Regions from separate parts of the Mus musculus genome. Here region 1 is linked to region 2. A link is a loop called in an ENCODE intact Hi-C map of the cell type or tissue named here. Cell type or tissue: gastrocnemius. All regions are shown on one strand. Each heading gives the region's core, and the rest is flanking DNA. Links, peaks and the distances in the headings are about the cores only.

Region 1 (8,818 bases), core at 527-8,526, 140 kb after region 2:
AAACCCAAAAATAAAATAAAATAAAATAAAATAAAATAAAACCTCCTTGAGGGGAGAGATGAGCATTTTCAAGCTCCATTTCTTCCATATTTCCAGTATTACTGTCCTGTTGCCGTGGCAACATGCCTGCGAGCATCAGCTTATGGAAGCAAGGGTTTATTTTGGCTTACAGTTTGAAGGGACACTAGTCCATCACCAGGAAGACACAGTGGGGAAGGCAGGACAGCTGGCCACATTCACACGCCATCGAGGCTCTGAGAGATGAGATGTGGGTGCTTTCTTCTTACTCAGTCGGGGACCCCCGCCAATGCAATGGTGCTGCCCAGGATCTCCCACTTTCATTAACCCAATTCAGAAACTCCCTCAAAGACATAATAGAGATCCAGCTTCTAGATGAGTCTAGATTCTGTCAAATTGACGGTATTAACTATCAAACCCCTCCCTATGCAGGGAGTTGGGAGGTCTTGACCCAGGAGTCAGGAGGCCCCATGTTATTGCCATGCTCATCTGTCAACCCCACCAATCTTTCTCAGCATCCCCATGAAGACAATGAAGTAGCTGGACTACGATGAATCCCCATGGGGTTTCTTTGGAGTGGGCAAATGAGGAATCCTGGGCCTTCTGAACCTGGCGGCTTCTGGGTCTGTGCTAACCTGGCATCTCCTTGGTCAGAGCTAGCTGGCCCTTCCATTTCACCCCTGGGCTGTCTTTCTCCCCTCCCCACTCCATCCCCTTGGAATACTTCATTGCCTGCCTGAAACCTCATGATAAGCCACCATTTGGGGAACTTTCTTGGTTTCCCGACAGAACAGTTGAAGGGACCCTACAGGTTGTTTGCTCAACTTTGCATGTGGAAACACTAAGACTAAGATTGTTCTATGAATAGGAGACTAGCTCTCCCAGCATCAAAATGTGGTCTTATGTCTCATGGGACTAAACTTCCAGGGTCCCCATTTTGGGGGAGAAAAAAGGCACTTTTCTGTCTCTGCTATACAGGTATCATGTTTCCTGGTGTGCGGTGTCCCACGCTGGTTGCTAATGTGTCTTTAGTGACCTTTTTGGCGCTCACTGGACTCCAAGTGGGAGTGAGCCCTGCGATGCTCAGCCCTTCTTAGCCAAAGCAGCCAGCGGCATCTTGTTACACTTTCTTTTATTATGACTGAAGATCCGTTGTTGGAGTTTAATGACACCATTTTATTCGCACTGTATTTGTTTTATGATATCCTTCTATTTATAGCAATCCGACACTGCTCTTCCATTTATGGCCGTGGTAGAACATATCACTGTTTAAAAACAAACTCGTTTAAGTAAAACAAAATATAAAATAAGTGCTGATTTAAAGAAAGCACTTAAGCAGGCAGCCGTCATCCTTGGGCCCAGTCAGACTAACGTTCTCAAGGAGGCAGAAGGAAACGGAGGCCTGGAGTTAGATCCACTGTCCTAACTGGACGTGAGATGTACAGCCGGCCCAATCTTCTTTCCATCTACTTAGTTGGTTCTGGGGTGGAATTCAGGAGTCAGGGCTGGTGGCAAGTACCTGTTAGCAGGGAGCCATCTTGCTGGCCCCCAGCTTGTGCTGTCTCCCCTAAACTACACTGTGCCTGCTTTTGTCAAAACTTAATCTTTAAAGGCCCCTCCTGTCTGCCAAGCCTGGGCCTTTTCCCTCACAGCTTGATTCTGCTTAAGTTTCTGGGATGCCCCTCTTGGTTCCCAGGAGGCCCATGCAGCAGTCTTTTACAGCAGCAGCCTTGAGTTAAGGGCCTGTGAGGGTTCTCAGCCAGAGGGTTCCGTGCCCCACCCCCCCCCCCCACACACACACACTCTGTTTGGGAAGCTGAAGAGGTATCTATATATTGACAGACTTCCACACCTACGCCATTGGTCCACTGTTCTCGAAACTGCATGCCCCTCTGTCAAATCCCCTTCTTGGCCTCTCTCTGTGAAGTGGTTCAAAGGAACAGCCCTGAGACCTTAGACATTTTACTTCTTGGACTGTGGGCTTGAAAATACCAAGTCTGGTTTTCTGTTTACCCTTCAAAGCTCTGTCTAGCATCCTGACTTCACCAAGTTCCACACTGAAGTCAAAGAGTGTCTGTCCTGGGTGAGATCAGTGGGCCAAGTGGTCTCCTGTAGAGTGTAGTTTGATTTGTGTGTGTGTGGCCTCACAGGACTTTTCAAAGCTGAGACACTGATAATTGCTGCCAACGATTTGAGCCTTCTCATGACAGTCTTTCTTAGGTTGTGGCTCTTGAGTGCCTGCTTGTGAATTTTATATGGGTTCTGTATAGCATAGGTTAGCTGTCTTAGTGAACCCCAGTGGAGGAGAGGATGAAGTGAGAGCCTCTCACTGGTCTGGTCCTTAGCAGTGCTATAGTTTACAGCGGATGGGGTTGGGAGGCACCAACAATGAACCCTAATAGAGCTTGCTGCACAGGTTTCTATCTGGTACTTCCCTGGCAGTAAGTGGGAAACCAAGACGCGACATCGCAATGGAGAATCCCACACCCCAGCCCTGCAGTCCCACACACGGTGTGATAACAGCGAGAAAGCTTCCAGGGAATAAATGTCCCAGTCTAGCGTGCTACCTTCACCCTTCTCCAGCAATCTCCTAAATTCAGACATTGAGGCTAGGAGTGCAGAGGACATCGGGAGAGCACAGTTCCAGAAACCACGCTCTAGGACCCGGTGAGAGAGCGGCCGTGGACCATGAGAGCCGTGTCCGCCCCGGAGACGCGCCAGCACCGCGGCGGCAGTAGTGGCGACAGGAGACGGAGGGGCGGAGGCTGGGGCGGAGGGAGCGGGAGGGCGGGCCGGAGGGTGGCGGGAGGTGTGGCCGGCGGCGGTGGCGGGTGAGCCGCTGCAGCTGCCGCCGGCGTCTCAGGGGCTGCAAGCTGCAGGCGGACGCAACGCTGTGCGATTCCGAAGCCCAGCCACGCCAGGCCGCCCGGCCCTGGCCCCCAGCGGGCGTCGCCGCTCCTTGTCGCTTTGACGCCTAGCCCAGCGCCGCGGCGCAGGACTACCGGTGCCCCGCAAGTTGCGAGCGCACTCTGCGCCTGGGGAAACTTTACCCCGCGGCCGAGCCTCTGCCAGGTAGGATTCAATCACTGAGCCCCTCTGTGCGTACTGGCCCCGGGATACCGCGCGCTTCGGGGGAGATCCCAGATCAGTGCGGGTCCCAGGACGCTCGGGTAAGCGGCCACCAAGTTCTGAAGCGACTCCCCTGGGGGCGGGGACAGCGCCGCACTGAGTGACCCGGAGCATGCTCGGGTCGCGACTTCGCCCAGGTCAGGTGCAGCCATTCTGCGCCCAGCGATCTCGGGGGCTCAGGCGACAGTAAGGCGGCAGGTGGGACTCCCAGAGCCGGTGTGTTGGCCGGGGCTGTACCGAGAGTGAAGGGGTGAGCCCAAGTGACCCTGCACACAAGCAGGTCACAACGGGGGACACGGAGCCGGGCTTGGGCGCGGCGGACAGCCGATCGGGCTGGGGCACCGAGCGCTCTTCGCCTTCGTGGGACCCTGGTAGCAGGGCCTGGAGAACGCTCCTAGATTTTGCTCTCGCACCCGAGTTATCATTCCTTGCGCGGGAAGATGTCCAGCTCCGTGGATGTGGAGACCTAGGAGGTTCCCGGGCGGGTCCGGAGCTCCTTGCGGCCGGATGTGGGGTGTGGTGGCCGTGGGTTCCTTAGCGTGGCTGGCCGAGGTGGGCGCGCGCGGGCTCCGGGTCCTGCTTGCGCTGGGAGAGTTGTCTCGCCAGGGGGCGCCCTTCCCTGGCCAGATCGGCTTCCCAGACCAGCCTAGGAGCTTCTCTGAGTTTCTGAGCTCATGGAACCGCAGATGGACCAAGGCAATGCGCGTGGGGTCTGTTTGGAGGAGCTCCCCACCTTGTCCCAGAGAATCGGACGGAGGTGCACCCACTGTGAGACTGATGTGCAACGATCAGACGGATCAGTGTCATGAGGTGGGCTGCTGGCAAGGATGAGTGAACAATTTACACCCAGAAAAACAAAAGAAAGTTTACATGAACAGCAAGCCTGCATGGAGACAATAGGATAGAACATTAGTTGGATTTACTTGAAGTTACTGAAACCCAGCCATTTTTGTAAAAGTGGCATCTTTTGTCCTGGTCCTGGTCAGATCTCTGGGCGTGGTGGGCAGGATTTGTCCTCTCTCTGGGCATAGGTAGATTGGGGGCATAGGAATTTCTATAGTTTCATCAAAAGGGATACACTCCTCACCCATTACCGAGAGCACTCCATGTCCTGGGCCTGAGGTCCCACATGCATCTCTATGATCACGTCCCACATGCTGGTGAAAACGCACTTTCTTCCTTCCTGTACTCTTAGACTCCTGTATTGTGTGGGTGGAAAGGGTCATCTTTGTTGTGTGAAAGGCTGTTCTTATGGAGGGGACTTTGGAGGGAATTGGTGCCTTCTCTTCTCACTAAACTTCTCTCTGTTCCCCCAAGAGAGTACAGATAAGCTCACAGAGACCGTAGCTTCACACCGACTGAAGTTTTCATGTGCCCTTGCTAGGAATTCGTGCTCACCATCCAAGCTATTCCATATACCCCACCACACACACACACACACACACACACACACACACACACAGGTGTTGGGAATGGGTCCCCAAGATACAGATGGGGTCCTGCCTTCAGCCTGGGTAGAAACCACATGTGTTTATTGGATACAGCTAGTACCCCCATCCAGGACAAAGTTTCCATCAGACAGATCATCCTATCTGCCTGGCTTCTGTTTGGAATGGCAGAGCCAACGCAGAGAGGCAAAGGAAAGGGTGGGGACCCTTGTCACTGGGTTTGTCTTTAAGACATGCCAGAAAACAAAAGAAGAGTGTTGTTTGTTTTAGTTTTAATGGCTCTCAGTGTGTGTGTGTGTGTGTGTGTGTGTGTGTGTGTGTGTGTAGCCTAGTTGGAGAGCCCCGCCCACCCCTGGAACGTGGGTATTAGCATGTTCCCAACCCGAAGGCCTGCAGATTCTGGGTGCTGTCTCTTCTCTTTACTCCTTACTCACCCCAGCCCTCACACTGAAGACAACATAGAGGTTCTCCACCTTCCAAAGTTGCTCCTGCCTCTGGTCCTGTCTCTTGGACTCCAGGTAGATTCCCCAGTTTCTGACTTCTCAGTAGTCCAAGCCCAGGCTCATTTCTTTGTCTCTCTGTCCCCAAGACCAAGATGCCAGTCAATCACTGAATCTCCAGGGAGCTTTGAGGAAACAAACCTCTGGACTTGCACCTAGGACAGACTGATCTGAATCCAGAAAGGACCCCTCCCCCAGTTTTCTGGTAACTTCCACACCAGGCTGGAAATAGTCCCCTACCATCTAAGTGACATTTTAGTGCTTTGGACTTGGGACTGGTTGGGTTTGGAGTCAAGATATTAGGGGGGTTTGTGGGAAGGGGCTGGTAGAGGAGAAAGGGCAGATTTGAAATCCAACCAGTTAGCTTCTCATGGAGGCCTTAGATGAACCACTTTCTCAGTGGCCCCTCTTCCCTCTCTGTAAACAGCTCTGGGGATAGAGGGGTCTTGTGACTTAAATCCAGGGAAGCCTTTTGGGATTCTGGACAACCAAGCTGGATGTTGCCTCTGGTCTAGCTGAACAGAATGCTGGTTCTTCACCAGGGTGCCTGGCCTCCCCTTGCTTAGCCTCTGGTACTAGAACCCAGTGGACTCACACTCAATCCAGCAGGTTGGGGTAGAGAGAAGGGAGTGTGACCCATCTCTGCTAGGAGTGTCACAGCAGCTGGTGCAGGCATCTTTGTCTGGATGCCTATCTAACCCCCATTCCCTGGGCAGAGCCAGGGCCTGCGGCTGGACCACACATTTTAGCAACCCCTCCCTGTTGAGAGAGGTGCTCTTCTGGCCCATTTCATCAACCACTGAAAAGGGGAATCAGGAACGGTTGGTTGTCTGAACTCAGCTGGGACTCCATAGAGAGAGTGCAGCACCCAGCACTTGGCCCCAGAGAACAGATGATGGCAGCTGCTGAGCATCCCTGCAACCCAATGTTCTCAGGCAAACATGCCAGCTTGGGTGCCTCCTGCCACTAGGGCTGGCATCGAGTGCCGGTGCTCCATGTGATGGAGTGAGGCAGATCACAAGGATTTTGGTTTTTATTTTTACAAAGAAAGACGGAATGTGATGGTGAAACCCGGGTCTGCAGCTGACGTAGGCTATCAGAAGGACCCTGGCTCCTATCCTAGACTTCTGGGTTGGGCATAAGAAGAAACAGGCTCGTGAGAGCTGTGGTGGAGTAAGATAGAGTAGAAAACCCAGGGAACCTAGAATTAGAAGGCTTGATCTGCCATAGATGAGGCTGTGTGACTTCAGCTAAGTCACTGCCCTTTTCTGAGCCTCAGGCTCTCTGTTTAGAAAAATCACCCCATGGTGATTAGAGCACCTGGGTTTAAGTTCTGTCTACCTGCTTGCCAATTATGTGACCTTAGGTCACTCACCTTCCAGTGCCTTCCAAGTTCTATAAAATGGAATTAGCAATCTCTCCCTTCAGCCTGCAGTGGCCCCACAGTGAGATCATCCTAATAAAACACTCGGCGCAGTATCTGACGCACAGCACAGACTGTTATCTTCCCAGTGTTTAGGGGTGGAATATTGTCAATAAGTTGGTCTTCTGGTTGTTTTCTTATTTTACTACCTCAGTGGGCAGCCCTGTCCCCGTTGCAGGATAGCCAGTGTTATGTCTAGTCTCTCCGCCATTATCTACCAGTTCTTCCTTTCCTCTCCGATCTGCATTCCATCCAAATTGAGTACCAAGCCTGCGGGTGCCAATGAGAAGCTGGCCCGATAAACAGCTTCCAAAACCACCCCAGCCCTGGGATGAGTCCACTGGGTTCTAGGACCAGGGGCTAAGCATGCCTCTAAAGCCCTTGGGACTTTCAGATAAATGCTCTCGGGATCTGAGGGCTGCATTTCCCCAGCCGATCCAGATACCCTCTGTGGATGTGGGCTGGGCCAGCTCTGAGGTCTGTGAAGTGGGACTATGCCCACTGTATGGGCTGGGGCAGCTTCCTCAAACTGCTTGGGAGGGGGCAGTTCAGACTGCACCAGCCTCTTCCCCAGGAAGGCTATGGTTCTAGTCCATCTTGCATGTGATGGTATAGAAATGTGAGACTGTTCCCATGAGTCAGGGCTGGACTACTCTCTGTCCTCATCTCTGGTCTCTGGGGGCTTTAGTTATTGTTCCCATTTTATAGATAGGAAAATAAGGCTCTGAGATAGTGGAGTCAGCAGTGGGGTTTGGGTTTGAGGTTAGCTCATGTTGGCTCTTCATCCTGTGCGCTCAGCCATTGTGTTGTGCTTCTCCTGAACCCCAGAACCCCAATAAGGATCTTTGAAATTGGGCCACCCACTTGACACACACACACACAACACACACACACATTCACACATACACACACGCACACATACACACAAGCACGCACACACACATTCATATACGCATGCATACACACATACAGGTGTACACACACACACACACACACACACTTTTGACCGTTCTTGCTCTTTTTGTCTTGCATATACCATTCGGCCATCTCGGGGACAGGTGGGTTAAGAAGCTTGGAGACCTAGTTGCTTACAGGAGGGGGATAATCTTAGGAAATCACAACAGGCTATAACAGGAAGAGGCTCTGGATCTGCAGTTAGTGTCCCATCATGTTTCTGTGCCCATTCCTTGTCTGTGAAAAATCAGAATGATGGCCTCTGTGTTCTGTTAGGCTGAGTGACAGAGAACTCCCTTGCACCTTAGATTCCCTGCTTGCTTGTCTGCTCATTTCTGCTTTTTGTGGTGCTTCGGATGGTAACCCTGGTATGTCTATGGCTGCTCTTCTGAACCATGTAGATGGCACTGAAGTCACTACAGGAGGAGAAGAGGATGCTGGGAATGCCAGCAGGCATTCCATGCGCAGTGGGAGGTGGTATATCTCACTCAACTCTGGGACGTTGGCCAGATCTGTTACCTGGTTCTAACCAGTCAAGGGCAGCTGGGCCCACGAGAAACTCCAGCTTGGCGTTGACATTGGCAGCAGAGTACTGAGAGGAACATTCCAGGCCCCTTTGGGATGGCTGGGTCACCAGTCCTTCAGACATTAGGCTTATCCCTAACTGACCCAGTGGGACACAGTCTGCACATGGGGACATGATTTTAAGTGATCATATTGGGCCTGTGACACACTTCAGGTGGTGGTGCCAAAGGGGCTGATAAGTGGCACGTGGTGAACACACTCAGCCATTTCTTGACTTTCCACCCAGTACTCCCTGGCTTCCTTTGGCTTGCTGAAACTTATTGCTTTGAGAACTTTCCAGATCTTTCTCCATGTTCTTCCAGTAACCCCTTCTGGCCCTATCTCCTCCCATTCCCTCTAAGGTGACTCTTCTGAGTTCACCTCTGTGGGAGTGGGGAGTCAGGGAGCCAAGGGTGCTGCACTCATCTGGAAATTGGGAGAGAAGGGTAGGGGTGTGGAAGGAGAGTCTAGTTTGAGATATACAGTGCGAGCTAGCGCGCGAGGCCGTGTGCCTTATTAAACCAGAAGGGGCAGCCCCAGCAGAACAGACAGATACCGTCCAATGCAGGGACAGAGTCTGGCTAGTGGAGAAAGGTTCCAATTCCTGCCCACCCTGAGCCGCCTAGGATCTTAGGACTGAGCGCTCTCTCTCTCTCTCTCTCTCTCTCTGTCTCTCTCTTTCTCAGTCACTCTCTCTGTCTCCCTCTCAGTATCTCTCTGTGTCTCTCTGTCTGTCTCTGTCTCTGTCTGTCTCTCTCTGGATGAACTAACAGCTTCGGTCG
Region 2 (8,818 bases), core at 194-8,193:
CACCACACACTTTTTAAATATTTACTTATGTGTGCGTGGGTTTTATCTGCATATATATGTATAACATGTGTGCCTAGTGCCTACAGAGGCCAGAATAGGCCATTGGGCCCCCTGGAACTGGAGTTGTAGACTAGACAAGCCTTCATGTGGGTGCAGGGAACTGAACTCGGGTCCCTCTGCAAGAGCAACAGGTGTTCCTACCCGCTGAGCCTTCTCTCCAGCTGCTGTTGACCACATTGCTATCCCTGATCCTCTACATAAACAATGGCAGTGTCTTTTCCATAACAGACACCTCTCCTGTCATTCCAGAAACCATAGAGAAGGTGCTGGTGGCCACTGCCTAGGAACAAGCACTCAGCTGTCACAGAGCTCTGAGACCCTAGGGAGGGCAGAGGAAGTGGAAGGACCCCAAAGCACAGCTTCTCCCCAGCGCTCGCCATTGCAGGTCTGTAGCCTCATAAGAGAGCCCCACCCACACAAGGGTCCAGCAGCCCCTTCTGCTGCCCAGCGCATTCCCGACACCTCCAGACTCTTAGCAAACTCTGCACATTTGGCAGCTGACCCTTCTGAGCCAGACTAAATCCTCCCACAGCAAGCCCTGAAAATGGCCCACGTTTCCACAGAAACTCAAGGTTATGGCCCCATCTCCCAAGCTTCCAGGTGGGCAAGAACAGCGTCCCCATCCTCGGGTGTCCCCAGGAAGAGGCCGCACGTGACAGCTAAGAGATCACAGGAACCTAGAACTGATCTTTGGCTTTACAGAGCCCAGCCCATTCTGCAAAGGGGGAAACGGGGGCCTAGTCCAGCCCACAGTCCTTCACTGACAACTCAGCCACAAGCCAGGGTGAGACTAAAGGCCCAGCCCACACACAGGAATCTCTAGTTCTCAACTCAGCAAACAAAGGAGCTGCAGGCCCAGTGTGGGATGTGGGACTGGCTTACCCAGCTCTGTCCTCCAGCAAGGTGTGGTCACGGCAACAGGGTGGGTCCCTCTGAGTCTGAGCTCATGTCCAAGACCACCAACCCAATGGAGCAAGACCCTTCTAATGACACCAAATCTTATGAGGCAGCTTCCCTCCCCTCCCTCTCTCCTTTCTGTCTTCTTCCCCTCCCTTCCCTCCCCTCTCTCTCCCTCCCTTCCATCCCCCTCCCCCATCCTTCCTTTCCTTGGCTGCTTCTTTGTTCCTTCCCTTCGTCTCTTTCTTCTTTCCATCTAGATAATTAACAGATGTTGTCAGGTGGTCATTGAGGCTGGGCCATGCCAGGTTCAACACCAACCAAAGGAGGCAGAGGCAGAGGCAGCCATGAACTTATAGAGTTTTTATAGTGGTGAAGAGGTAGGGCAGCAGATAGGTAAACACAGAGAGGTCACTGGAGTGCCTGTGAGACGGCCGGCTGCTAACTGTGCTTGTGGCTGAGCCTAATGACCTGAGCTTGATCTGCATGGTGGAAGGAGAGAACTGTCGTCCTCTGACCTTTGTATATGAACTGTGGCATGCATGGGTACACATGCACACACCCACACACACATACACACATACCCACACACACGCACAAACACACACATACATACATGAAGGGGTATTGGAGAAGACACCCTAATGTATGTCCTTTTAGAGGGGAGATACTCCAGGCAGTGCAAGGGCCCTGGGGCTGCCACCAACCTGGTTCATGTGAGACACAGAGGAAGTCCAGAGCTCCTGGGCTGTGGTCAGTAAGGAGAGAGGAGGAGTTGCCAATGGGGTGAAGGGAGCAGTCCCAGCCCAGGTGAACAGGGTCAACCTAGGCCAGAAAGCCTATAGGTAGAACAGAACTGTGTCTCAACCCTCAGCAGATGTTCCAGATGCTCAAGAGAACTGGGCAGGTGTCTGGGCTGGAGACGTGCAGAGGATGGAGCGATGGAACGTGAGGCGTGATTGCCTGCATTCTTGTGGATGGGTTGTCAGGGAGTCTGGTGCCTCAATGGTGTAGTTAAATCTTAATTTTCTGAGGTCAGGCCTGGTGGTGCAACCACAAAACAAAACAAACAAAAAGAAGTGACCAAGCTGGAGTGGTGCAATTCCCAATGTGACCGCCAGGTGGCAGAACCCCAGCAGCTGTCCTAGCTCCAGGCAGCCTTGGCTCAGTGCTGGGTTCCGACAGCCTACATGAGTGACGGTCCCTGGTCAGCCTGGTAGCACTGACCACCAGGAAGTGAGGACTGATCTATTAAGATGGATCCCTGGAACTTTCGTTATCTTTGGACTTTTAGATTTTACCATGTGCGTATCTGTCCGTGTGTTAGTCAGGATCTGGCTGTGTAGAGCAGACTGGCCTCAAACCTGACTCAGTTTCTCAAGTGTGCCTTACAGGTGTCTACCACCACACCCAATATCTGCTTTGGTTTCACCACCGGCTAGTAGCATGACCTTAAACCTACTTAAGTTTCCTCATGCCCCAATGTCCCCATCCACATACAACCTTATAGGGTTGGTGGATAGACTTTAAAAAGCTGACACCCTGAGTGTATAGATTGGGCTCTCAGTTATCACAAGGTCTTATTGCCTCTCAACAGGAAAAGGAATCTAAGCCAGGGAAACACAGCAGAGAAAGAGCAAGGCACAACCAGAGCCAGCACGGGAGGTGGAGGTCACCCGTGCCCAGCCCTGATCTGGACACTGCAGCACACAGGAGTGATCCTGGCTGAAGACCACTCACCTCCTGGAGCTGGAAGGATGGCTGAGGAGGGCGGGGCAGATAGAGGTGGGGACTATGGTATCACACCGAGAATAGCAGAGGAGCCAGACCCGGGAGTCGATATCAGATAGAGGAGCCTGGGGTTCCAGAAAAAGAAGTGTCTGTTTCTTCCTTTGGGGACGCTTGAAAGAACAACAGAATCTATCGATGACACATAAGGCACTGGGCACTCATGCATGCTATCTCGATAAAGAGTCAGGGGTCTCAGGGGAAAGGGGTCTGAAGGTCAAAGAGGAAGCCGCTTTCTCTAGGCCATACTGCTGAAAGCTGACAGCAGCAGATGTAGACCTTCTGAGGCTTCCAGCTCCTTCTCCAAGGGATGAGGACCTAGGAAGAGTGTGTGGGAGCAGTGCTGACCAGCACAGGCGGCGATGACCTCAGGGGCTTGGCTTCACTTCTCTTCTGGAATCCGGACATTGGGCGAGGTCCCAGCTTGCGTGTCCTGGGAGCTACGGAGGCCTGGCCCAGAGTTAATTACCAGTGGGAGGACAGTTTGAGAGTGGTGACTTTGGGGTTCAGGCTAGTGTCCCTTCACAGACATCTGGTCCACTCTCAGGAGACTAGGGAGTGGCTCTGAGTTGGGTGGAGGTTGACTATAGATGGGCGGACAGCCTAAGGATCTGGGACCAGCCCATTGGCTCCTGTCACCCATATTGCCCATCTGTGATGGGGATGGACAAAGCTTACAGAATCCTCTTGGAATCCCTTCCAAGGTCAGAGGGATGGGAGTGTGTGTGTGTGTGTGTGTGTGTGTGTGTGTGTGTGTGTAAGGGGAGGCTGGGGTATATAAGGACAGTAGAGATTTGGGGTCAACAAGACTTGCATTTGGTCAGGACCCAGAGCAGCAGCCCAGCTCAGCAGCTGTTGGACAGGCTATGGACCACATCCAGGAGGGCTTCACTGAGACAGGGGTCTTTGTCCCCCACCCAGGACAGACTTCGCGTTATCTACTTCCATTTCCAGCTCCTATGTACAATGGGGGAGGCAGTAGAGGATATGGCTATAGGTCATCCTGCAGATGACCTTTTCCCATTCCACATTGAGGGGACTTACCTAGGTTGTAGCAGTGTCATAGAGCTGGGGGTGGGGGTGGGGTGGGGTGTGGGTGCTTTCCTGGGTTGTACAGCTAAGAAGGCTCAGGAACAGAGGTGAGAGAGGTTCAGGGGCCCATACCCTTTATCCCTGTAGCTCTGGGTGCCTCTTGAGAAGCCGGACTTGGTGCTGGGGTGGGGTTCCACCAGCAGAGTGCTTGCCTGCCATGCACACAGTAAGTCCTGGCTCCATCCCCAGCACCACAGAAACCTGGGAGACTCTAATCACTTGAGAGATGGAAGCAGGATTAGAGAAGTTCAAGGTGCAAGGCTAGGGGTAGCTGGAGGTGAGGGTGGGCTGAGAGAGAGAGGTGGGAGGGTTAGGAAGGAGGGGGAGATATCCCGAGGGCATCTTCTCTAAGAATTGGCACTGCCTTGAATGCCCAACAGTCCTGGTCTCTACTTTCTAGATGCAAGTTTGAAGAGTTTCCCATCTCCTTTCCTTTCCTCCAAGAGAGACAGAATCTGTGAAGCAGGGATCTCTGTCAAGGCCCCGGGCTTTCCTAGCAATTGGTGTCAACTCAAAACAGACTAGGAACTGAGAAGCTGAACCAAACTCCATGGACTCTCAGGCCTAAAGCCAGGCAGCTCACCTACTTCCTGTCCCAGAGTGATGGAGACTCAACTGAGGCTCAGATACCTGAATGGACTGTGCTGGTATCAGAAAAGCCCCTGTGTGACTGGCTGCCCCTGTGTGGAGCCCTCCGCAGCTCTATCGCAAAGTTCTGGTGCAGAGCTGGCAATAATCCCAGCACGGTCTCTGCAGCCTGGATCGCGTGTGTTTTATAAGGGCTTGGGCGCCACCTCGTGGTGGCATATGAGCATAACATGGTTTTGTGGGCTGCCGGAAAGATGCTAGGCCCGCCCTCCGTTCCTCCCTCCCTCTCCCTTAACCTCAGTCCCTTCGGGATAAATAGACTATGAAGTGCAAAGGCTTAAGGGCTGAAGAGAATTGGTTCAGAGACACAGTGGAGTTTATATTTGGCCTTGAAGAGATCATCACGCTGTGCAAATTTCAGATTCAGAAAAGCAAGCACCACTGATTTTCTCTCATATGTGAAATAAAGCTTTGAAAACAGGCTGAGCGTGGGGGTGCACACCTTTAATCCCAGCACTCGAGAGGCAGAGGCAGGCTGATCTCTGTGAGTTTGTGGCCCGCCGGGTCTATACAGCCAGTTCCAGGACAGCCAGGGCTCCATAATGAAATCCCACCTTAATTAAAACAACAACAAACAAACAAACAAAATCCACAAAACACAGGAGGCTATCTTGAAAGACAAAAGGAACCTGTGAGAGGAGGGACGAGGGCGGCAAATGACCCAAGAACGTCATAAGCACCTGCCGCTTGCGTTTCTTCATCGGCTTGATGAGAAACGTAATCTGGACAGGACTATGAGAGTGCTTCCAGAACGGCTTAACTGAGGAAGGAAGCCCCTCTCTGGCCGTGGATGGCACCAATCCCACAGACAGGTTCCCCAGGTATAGGGTACACAACAACCCCGAGAGAGCGCCTGACACCTGCGCCTCCATGCTGTGCCCTCAAACTGTGAGCCAAAGTGAAGTCTTCCTCAAGATGCCAGTGCCGGGGACTTCGTCACCACGATGAGGACAGTGGTGGTACTTCTTGTCTGAAAATGTTACGACAAAAGCATATTTTAAGCAGACAACATACGCCAATTAGAAGTGCCAACATTCCCCACACCCTTGCTGTTGGTCCTTGGGAGTGAGTACCCACTACCCACGAGAGGGTGATTCACAGCAGCGACTGGTCCCGACTGAGCCAAGTGCCTGCTCCGTGAGTTTGGTCAGTTCTCTCGCATGGCTGCTGAGCTCCAGCGCAGATGGGGATGATGGGCCAGAGGGTGGGTGCCTGGCCAGCATGGCAGGTGCTGTGGCTGACTAAAATGAGAACAGAAAGAGGGACTTGCTGGCAAGGGCGCCCATGAGGGAAACAGGCGGTGAGTAAACAGAGACATGTCTGGACATACCTACCCAAGAACAGCTGGAAGGAAGTAATAAAGCGTCATCTAGAAAAACAAAAGAAATAAGGATCTGGAAAAGCAATGGAAGAGCTCAAATCAATGCTACCAAACAAATAAACAAACAACAAAACCAAAACCCCAAAACAAAAACAAAATAACCCACCATACCTCCATCTTCTGAATGTCCGGTCCCACCCAGCAACTGAATCCTAGCCACCATCATTGCTATGACCTCAGTCATCTCTATCACCTTAATCACCACCATCCCCACCATCATACCATCCTAGTCATCTTATTCCCCACCATGACCACCACATCCACCACTACCACCTATCACCGTGATCTTCCACACCACCATCACCATCACTCCATCACTACCATCACCCATATCACCATCATCTCCATCACCACCAGCATCTCCACCATCCTAATCCTCTCAGTCATCATCACCTTCCCCACCACCATCACCATCATCTCTGTCACCACTGTCATCTCCTCCGCTGACATATTGCCCTCACCGCCATGATCATTATCACCTCCATCACCACCCTTGCCAGCATCATCCATCACCACCATCTTCCTCATCATCCCCATCACCACAATCATCACCTCTACCACTGCCATACCGATGTGCCATTGACATCCTCATCAGCATCATCTCCATCTATCACCTCCATCCTCATCATTTCCATCAACGCCATCACCAGCTGACACTATGCATCAATACCATCATCACATGGTGGCCCCTAGTCTCTCACAGACACACCACCATTCATTACCCATTGCCATATCACCGTGAACACAGCAGTCACCACCACCACCACTGTGTACTGTGCACCACCATTACCAGCATCACCATCAGCAACATCTCTGTCACCACCATCGCCAGCTGCCGCCCCCGCCCCCATGGTCCTCACTGTCTCTTCTTTTGAACCACACCCACCTTACAAAGCCTGAAGCCTGGCCACACCTCACTCATCTGTCTATAACACCATAGTGTTGAGTTTGTTCTTCCTGCTTGTGGTGGTTTGTATAAGCTTGGCCCAGGAAGAGTCACTACTAGGAGGTGTGGCCTTGTTGGAGTGGGTGTGGCCTTATTGGAGTGGGTGTGGCCATGTTGGAGTAGGTGTGGCCTTGTTGGAGTGGGTGTCTCACTGTGGGTGTGGGCTTTAAGACCCTCATCCTAGCTGCCCAGAAGCCAGTTTTCTCTTAGCTGCCTTTGGAAGATGTAGAACTCTCAGTTCCTCCTGCACTATGCCTGCCTGGATGCTGCCATGCTCCTGCCTTGATGATAATGGACTGAACCTCTGAACCTGTAAGCCAGCCCCAATTAGATGTTGTCCTTATAAGAGCAGCCTTGGTCGTGGTGTCTGTTCACAGCAGTAAAGCCCCACATATGACACTGCTTTACAAGAAGTCTGGAGCTCAAAGAAGAGGCTCCTTGAACAGAAATAGACCATTGCACATGGTGTGCACGACAGAGGTTTCGGTTCAGGCTTTCTGAGGGCTGGAGTCAGGCCTGCTGTGTTAGTCTGCTTCCTGTCTCTCCGACAAAACACCTGAGATGAATTTCTCCCTAAAGAGACGAATATCTATTTATTCAACAGTTTTGGGATTTCATGGCTTGCTGTTTAGTCCTGCACACTTCTCTCTGGGGACCCAGAAGTTGTCAGACACCAGCCACTGAGGGTACTGACTGGTTGACCAGACATGGCTGACAGCTCCTGGAGTCAAGATGACTGGACTTGAACACCGTCAGAGACTTGAACTTCTTTCCCCTTCTGTTTTCTCCTCTGCAGAGCAAGGACAGTCCTTAAATACAGATCTAACTAGCCATGGAGACTTAACTCTGTCATCTTAGCACGTGGATGACTGAGGCAGGAGACTAACAAGTTCTAGGCTCTCTAGAGAGCTGTGTGGATGCAGTAGTGCAGGCTTCCCCCGCCCCACAGACCCACTGCCCAGGCTGGGATCTAGAAGGGAATGCCAGGAAGAAACTGGGTCTTCGGGGGGCTTCCTAGGCCCTGCTGGCTGTGCCAGGCAGTGGTCATGCCACAGTTTACGCTTCCCTCCCGGGGCTCCTGACAGAGGATGGGCACAGTGACACCTGTCACATCTGCTCTGCACTGTTGTCTTGTGGTTGAGGATTCCCTCCTGGACCCCAGGCTTGAACCTACCTCTCCCACCCAGGTCCGCTCCTCCCCTCAATGACTCAAATGTGTCTGCAATTGTTCTTTAACTGCATTTTTCTTGCCATGATCACCCTCAGGCACAGGGCACTGTGCTGTGCACAGACCAGCACTGACCTGTGTGACCAAGGTCTGAGACAGGGAGAATGTCTGCAGTTGGAGCCTTAGGTGGGGTCCAAATTCTTTCTTCTGGTTCCCAGCCATAGGGAGTTAACATGAGACCTTAACTAGTTGAAGGAGGTGACAACACACACAGAAACACAAACTCTGTCTTTATCCCTGTATGTCTCCCTGTCTGTCTCTCACAAAAGACACACACACACACACACACACACACACCTGATGATAGAGATACAGGCCAGAAGATTCGCTGCACTGACAACTGTGGACACTAGGGGGAGGTAGATGACCTCGTTTTAGAGCAAGGAGCTGTTTCCCTCATATTTCCTGTAACTGGCAAGAGCTCAGGGGTGAGGAAACCAGCACTGGGGAGGAAACCAGCACAGAGGGGCCAGTGCAGAGGTAACATGGTAAGAAAGCAGCCTGGGTGAGAGCCATCCCACACCAGAACACTGCATGACACAGTATGAAGGGTAACCAGTATCTATGGATTCCTCTAGGAACTCATGTCCCATAGGAACCCTGCAGGTGACAGAAAGGAGAGACATGGGTGAAGTGAGTGTCAGAGGCTCAGAAGCTATGGCCATCTGGACCCTGGATGTTGCAACTGGAGTGGGCCAACTGCAGCCCCCTCTGTCTGGCTGTGGCCCAGGGCTGTCTGTCCAGCAGCAGCCTGGGTCTACCAAGAGGTTGCAGCTGT

Evidence for each region. A loop is a pair of places that touch in the nucleus more often than their neighbours do. Peaks named below come from ENCODE experiments on the same cell type or tissue, not always from the same donor. Only the 100,000 strongest peaks of a DNase experiment are listed, where the experiment ranks them.
Region 1: a loop joins it to region 2, with 4 times the contacts of the local background. A loop is called at or near these places in 10 of 42 quality-filtered maps.

The regions. Positions count from the first base shown.
Region 1 is chr2:93,328,544-93,337,361 of GRCm38, reverse strand. Tspan18 (tetraspanin 18) reads left to right here and starts at 2,875. Exons shown (of 10, transcript NM_183180.2): 1 at 2,875-3,090. In gastrocnemius, for the core only: a CTCF peak has its summit at 3,742; DNase peaks (open chromatin) are centred at 2,821, 3,230, 3,741 and 6,039; H3K4me3 peaks cover 2,149 bases; H3K27ac peaks cover 2,049 bases.
Region 2 is chr2:93,471,010-93,479,827 of GRCm38, reverse strand. No RefSeq gene overlaps it. Among named protein-coding and RNA genes, the nearest start is that of Cd82, 13 kb to the right of the region's middle. In gastrocnemius, for the core only: CTCF peaks have their summits at 2,070 (motif pointing right) and 4,637 (motif pointing left); DNase peaks (open chromatin) are centred at 4,610, 4,943, 5,356, 5,668 and 3 more places.